Regions from separate parts of the Homo sapiens genome. Here region 2 is linked to region 1. A link is a loop called in an ENCODE intact Hi-C map of the cell type or tissue named here. Cell type or tissue: ovary. All regions are shown on one strand. Each heading gives the region's core, and the rest is flanking DNA. Links, peaks and the distances in the headings are about the cores only.

Region 1 (2,912 bases), core at 148-2,647:
GCTCCCAACAAGACACCTGCACCCCCTCCACCTTCTACCCCTACCCCATCACCCGCAGGCAGAGGAAGCAGCAAACCACATAGTGACATTTCAGGACTAACAAAAAGCCCTCCAGGAAGTAAATCAATCTCCCCCAAGCTTCCTGAACACCTACACTCTCCTTCATCTAAGGCAGATGTCCTGAAGAGGTCTCTGCTGAAAGGGATCAGTTGACTTATCACTGTCACCTTGCTGAGGCCAGGGCAACAGGGAAGATAAGTGTTGACTGGGAAGCAATACTTATCCAAGAAAGAAATGGGTATTTAATACCTACTAGGTACCACCAGGTGATTTCACAAACAACCTACCTGTTCATCACAACCACGCAAAATGAGTGCTTCATTCCCCGTTATTGATGAGGAAACAAAGGTCCTGAGAGAGGGGCCAAGGTCACAGAGCTGTATTATGACAAAGCTGGGAACACTCAGCCAATATTTAATAATAATACTATCACTTAGGGTACTATTATCATTCCCATTTTACAGAAGAGACTCTGAGGCACAGCAATTAAATTACCTGTAAGGGCCAAGAAGGGTGCCCCTGAGGCCTGGGCTGTTGATCCCCTCATTTTTCTGCCTCTGCATGAGAAGCAACTGGTTGGAAAGTCCCACCAGTTCTGAGAATTCATGTTCTGCCCGGATTCCTGCAAATGAGTAGGGAAGCACGACCAAGGATTCTGGTAGCTTTGCATAGGACTTAAAGACTCACATTATTTTGAAATACAGTTTTGTAAAAAATAAAAATACAAATATTTAGAAACCAATTAAAGAGTATTGCTTTGGGGAGCAAAAGACAAAAACCCCCCGTGCCTCACTGTCTCCTCCCACTCACCCCCCGCATCAATTCAATGGCCTGGAATCCCTGCCTCTTCTGTTCAATAAACAGAGATGGCTCTAAAGAGAGGACCCAATGTGCTGAGCAGTCTTGGATAAAGAACACCGACAGTCAGAGATGGAAAGATACCTTCGTCGGACAGATGAGAAAACTGAGGTCCGCATGACGGAGCGACTTGCCCAGGGTCAGGCACCTGCGTAGGCACCTGGACACATATGCGTGTGCACGCACGCAAGGCCGCGCACGCTGGGCTCTGGCCGGCACGGCCCTCACGTGCCCTCACGCACGTATGCCCCGCATGGGTTCCCCCAGCGAGCTATCCCTGCGCCCACCCCTTCCCCTGCCCGGGCCTCCGGAGCTGCTCACACGCAGGTGAAGACTGCCCCCTGGTGGGCGGGAGCCCTCGGGAGGCCCGCAGGCCCAGCGTCCTGCGCCCGTAATCCCTCAAAGGGGCTTCTCTGGAATCACCCCCAGGCCCTGGGGCCAGGATCGAGGCTGCTCTGGGAACTGGGCTTACACGGGTGTGGGTGGGGACCTCTGGGATCTTAGAACCAGGAAAATAATAAAGCAGAGGCTTGATGTTGCAAGTTTAGTTCCTGGAAGCTGATTGAAATGGAGATGAGCAACAGGAAAGTTTTTTGGGGGGGGTTTCTAGAGATCAACACCTCTTCCAAGGAAGGGACACAACCAGGGCTGGGCAGAGAACGTGGGCTGCAGCACAGTCACCTGAAGGCCGGGAGCATGGAAGTTAGGTTGGCCCTCTGGGACTAACAGGTTTAGCAAACAAAAATACAGGATGCCCAGTTAAATTTGAATTTCAGATACATGTGAAAGTTTTTTGTATAAATATGTTCCGTGCAAGGAGAGGAGAGTGTCTGTGCAAAAGGGTGGGAGTTGGGGGGTTGTGGTGATGGAGACTGCTTACATATAGAGAGATGGAACAAAACAGGTAAAACAGTCACCCACCACATTCGTGGTTTCTGTGGATTAAACCAACTGTGGATTGAAAATATTGGGGGAAAAATGGCTGGTTACAACTGTACCAAACATGTACAGGCTTTTTTTTCTTGTCATTATTTCCTAAACAATATAGTATGACAATTATTTATGTAGCATTTACATTGTGTTTTGTATTACAAGTAACCTAGAGGTTACAGGAGGATGTGTGTAGGTTACAGGAGGATGTGTGTAAGTTACATGCAAATACTATACCGTTTTACATAAGGTATTTGAGCATCCATGGATTTTGGCATCTGAGGGAGTTCTGGAACAAATCCCCCATGGATACTGAGGGACAACTGTACTAGGGATAATAGGAGCCACGTTTCTCATTACTGGAAATGAGAGTAGGAAATATGGAAAAAAGAAAAGAAGAATAAACCCAGTGGAATTAGAGATATTGGTGTGAGCTCAGTTTGCAATATGTAGAGGTATAAAAATACAGATATAAATGCATGAAGGACTATATGGACTGTATGTTTGTATGTAGAACTATTGTGGACTGCATATTTATATCCCTCTCCCAAATTCATATATTTAAACCCTAACCCCCAACGGCATAATATTAGGAAGTTGAGCATTTGGAAGGCAGTTAGATTTAGATGAGGTTATGAGGGTAGAGATCCCCATGATTGGACTGTGTCTTTTAATAAGACAGAGAGACTAGAGCTTGTTGTCTCTACTATGTGGGGATACAGTGAGAAGATGGTCATCTGCAAACCAGGAAGTGGGCCTTCACCAGACATGGACTCTGCACCCTGATCTTGGACTTCCCAGACTCCAGAATTGTAAGAAATGCATTTCTGTTGTTTAAGCCACCTAGTCTACGGTATCTTGTTATAGAAGCCCAGACTGACTAAGAAAATGACTCTAGATATAAAGTTGGAATGTGTGTGTGTATAGTTTGCTTGTATGTATGTATATCTATATCTACATATGTAGATATATGAGGATATATGTAGAGATACATATATTCTCTTTTTTTTATTATTATTATACTTTAAGTTTTAGGGTACATGTGCACAATGTGCGGGTTAGTT
Region 2 (2,912 bases), core at 276-2,775, 1.1 Mb before region 1:
TGGGGTTTTCAGATTTTAGATGTGGAATCTTGGGGGTCCCATGGCTCAGAGTGTGGCTTAAGTGGATGGAGGGGAAGGCAGATGGTGTGTGGCAGAGCTTGGACCAGCAGCATACCACTGGGGAGAGGGTGGGAGACACAGTTTCTGGGCTGCTGAACCGCGGGGACCCCAGGGGAATGGTGCTATCGCTAAGGGGCTGTATGGGTTGTCCCACTGAGCACGGGCAGTACAGGGTGGTGGGGAGACAGGAGTGGAGTAGTCCGTCCAGAGCCGGAATCATCGGTGGTCACGGGCTGTGAGCAGGGATTCACAGATGTGGGTTATATGGGTCGGAGGAGATGAAAGGGGAGGAAAGGACCACAGTGGTGGGGGATACAGTTGTGTGGGGGGCGGGCGTGAGAGCCTCTGGGGAGGAGCACTGGGGAGAAGGATCCCAGCTGGCACCTGCTCCAGGCAGTGTGCCTGCAATGGTAGGGTGAGCAGCTTCCCCCGGATAAGCCAGGAGACACTCTGGGGGCAGGAGGTGCCACGTGGGAGGCCTTCCCGTAGTTCCTTTTCCTGTCCCCCGACTTGAGGCACCTCTGGAAAGGAAAGCAGAGAAGGTGCCTTTTCCCTCTGTGCACCTCCTAATGCATCCTCCACCTCCTCCTCCTCTACCTCCACTGCTGGGCCCCGGTAGCCTGAGAGAGCCATGTGGGAGCCTCCCTGGCTACCCAGGTGACTGCAGGGCAGGCTGAGTGACAGGCATCCGAATCCTGTGCTCTTTGGCTGGATAGATTACTCTGTGAACTTGAGGGACCTGGTGCTCACAGGTGTCAGGGAAGCGGCTCAGCCACCCCAGAAGGAGGTGTGCCTGGTGACGAATCAGGCCATCGGCAAGGCAGGGACGCCCCAGTGACTCCTCTTGCCCCGTGACTAGGACAGGACGGGACACATGGCTTCCTGGTGGCCTCAGCCATTGAGCTGAGCAGAGTGAGGATGCCACCGCTTCTGTCTCCCTGCTCTGCTCCTGGGCCTGAGACTCTGGGGTGTGCGGTCAGTGGGGTGCCTAAGGGGCAGTGTGCTGTGCAGCTCTGTGAAACACAGGAGGGGCCGTAGGGGAAGAGCCTGGGGACGAAGGGGCCTAGGAGGGAGGAAAGCAACACAGTGAGGCGGCAGAAGGTCGGAGGGTGTAAGAACTGTGCTCTTCAGTGCCCAGGGGTTGACATCAGGGGTGCCATCTTGGGTTTTCCTCTTCACTGGGCACAGACAGCGGTGGAGGTTGGGTAGGAACCAGAGGGAGACTTTATCTTGGCCAGAGGTTCCCAGGAGTTATGAGCTTACAAGGCAGTGGGAGGAGGGAATAAGGAACATTCTAGAAATGGCTTCCTTAAAATCTTCTCCAAGGAGCAGAAACTTCTCATTTGTCTAAGGGTGGATGAAGGCCACTTTACTTCATAGCAAGGGCTGAGATGAAAAGATGGTAATAATCATTAATAGAACAGTAGGGGAACAGGTGCTGAATATTCCCAGTTCTCAGGGCTTTGGGGACATTAACTGGTTGAATCCTCACAGCAGCTCCATGAGGTTTTACCCACAAGGAAATGGAGGCCTGAGGAGGTTATGTAGGTTGCCTTGGGTTCCACGACTGTGGTGGCTTTCCAACAGATGGGGAAGGGGCCGCTGGAGCTCCAGTGGGAGTGCTTGTCTTGGGGGATGAGGGGTTCTCTCTGGACCATGTGGCCGCTCAGCCCTGATCCCACCGGGGGCCTTTCTCCATCCCCTCTCGGCTGTGGCCTGAGGAGAATCAGGGACTTGCCTCTCCCTCTGCCTGCCTTCCCTGAGCCCTCGGAGGAAGCCGACGCAGGCTAACTGAATGCATAACTTTATTAAATAAATGCTTTGTCATGACAAAAGACAAAGATCAAGGAGTAACATAAATTATAAGTTGAATAAATAGTATACAGCAATCTTCACTTTTTAAGAAAATGTGAGATCCTTTGTTGGTTTTTTATTTCCTTAAGTACAAAATGCTAAACGGGAGCCGAGCTCTTCCGCATTCAGGTGTTTTTTTTTTTTTTTTCGGCTTTTTTTTTTTTTTCTCACAAACTGGTTGCATTTGTTGATTTATTTTTCCATCCTTTTCACCAGTAAAGATTATCATCGTTTATTTTTGTTTTTAAAGTTGAAAACAAAAAAGAGGAGAGAACAGAGTTATGGTATGAATGTATGTAAAACTATAGAGAACTACAGTAATATGTACTGTGGTTATTGCTGTCTTCAAAAAAAAAAAGAAAAAGAAAAACAACAACAACAACAACGAAAACAACCGGTAGGCAACTCGGAATCTGAAGGAATCTTGTCTGACAACTGTGCTATCCATGTGGGCTACGGTGTGACAGTGGCGGTAGAGAGGAGACTCCGGCTGGCGACCGGGGACTGGTGGAGTGGGGTGAGCGGGCACAGGGAAGCTGGGGTCCCCTTCCCCTCGGACCCTCCCCACCTTCCCTTTCCCCATCCAAAAGGATTTCAGGAGAGGAGGCCAGAGTCTGTGAAATGACTAAACTATATACTCCATTAGAAAACCAAGAAAGTATGTTTGAAATAGAAACAAAAGCCTAAGAGAAAATAAAAAGTGGAGAAACAGTGCAATGTAATTCTTGCACTTTAGTGGTTTTAAAAACACAGACAGTACAAGGCCCAGGTTGCTGGCTGGTGAAACCCCTGTCCCTCGTCCCTCCTCCACTTTGCAAAACGGAGCCTCCTTTCTCTTGGAAGCCAGACATATCCTCTCTGACGCTATGGGGTTTCTTCTCCTTAGAGCTCTTCTCTGAGGTTCCCATTCTGGGCCGGAGCCCTCTCAGGAGTGAGTGGATGGGTCCGGGGTACTGTCCCACCTTGAGGGGGGCTTGGCGGTTGCCGTGGCAGCCCTG

What was found. Hi-C counts contacts between places; a loop is a spot of excess contacts. Peaks named below come from ENCODE experiments on the same cell type or tissue, not always from the same donor. Only the 100,000 strongest peaks of a DNase experiment are listed, where the experiment ranks them.
Region 2: it touches region 1 in a loop (4-fold over the local background); 35 of 110 quality-filtered maps call a loop at or near these places.

The regions. Positions count from the first base shown.
Region 1 is chr2:217,755,466-217,758,377 of GRCh38, forward strand. All of the region lies in intron 2 of DIRC3 (disrupted in renal carcinoma 3), which reads right to left. Among named protein-coding and RNA genes, the nearest start is that of DIRC3, 34 kb to the right of the region's middle. RefSeq lists a silencer at 1,182-1,351. In ovary, for the core only: a CTCF peak has its summit at 1,242 (motif pointing left); a DNase peak (open chromatin) is centred at 1,246; H3K4me3 peaks cover 306 bases.
Region 2 is chr2:216,670,257-216,673,168 of GRCh38, forward strand. IGFBP5 (insulin like growth factor binding protein 5) reads right to left here. Exons shown (of 4, transcript NM_000599.4): 4 at 1,849-2,912. Among named protein-coding and RNA genes, the nearest start is that of IGFBP-AS1, 23 kb to the right of the region's middle. In ovary, for the core only: no CTCF peak of the experiment used is centred there; a DNase peak (open chromatin) is centred at 1,715; H3K27ac peaks cover 2,179 bases.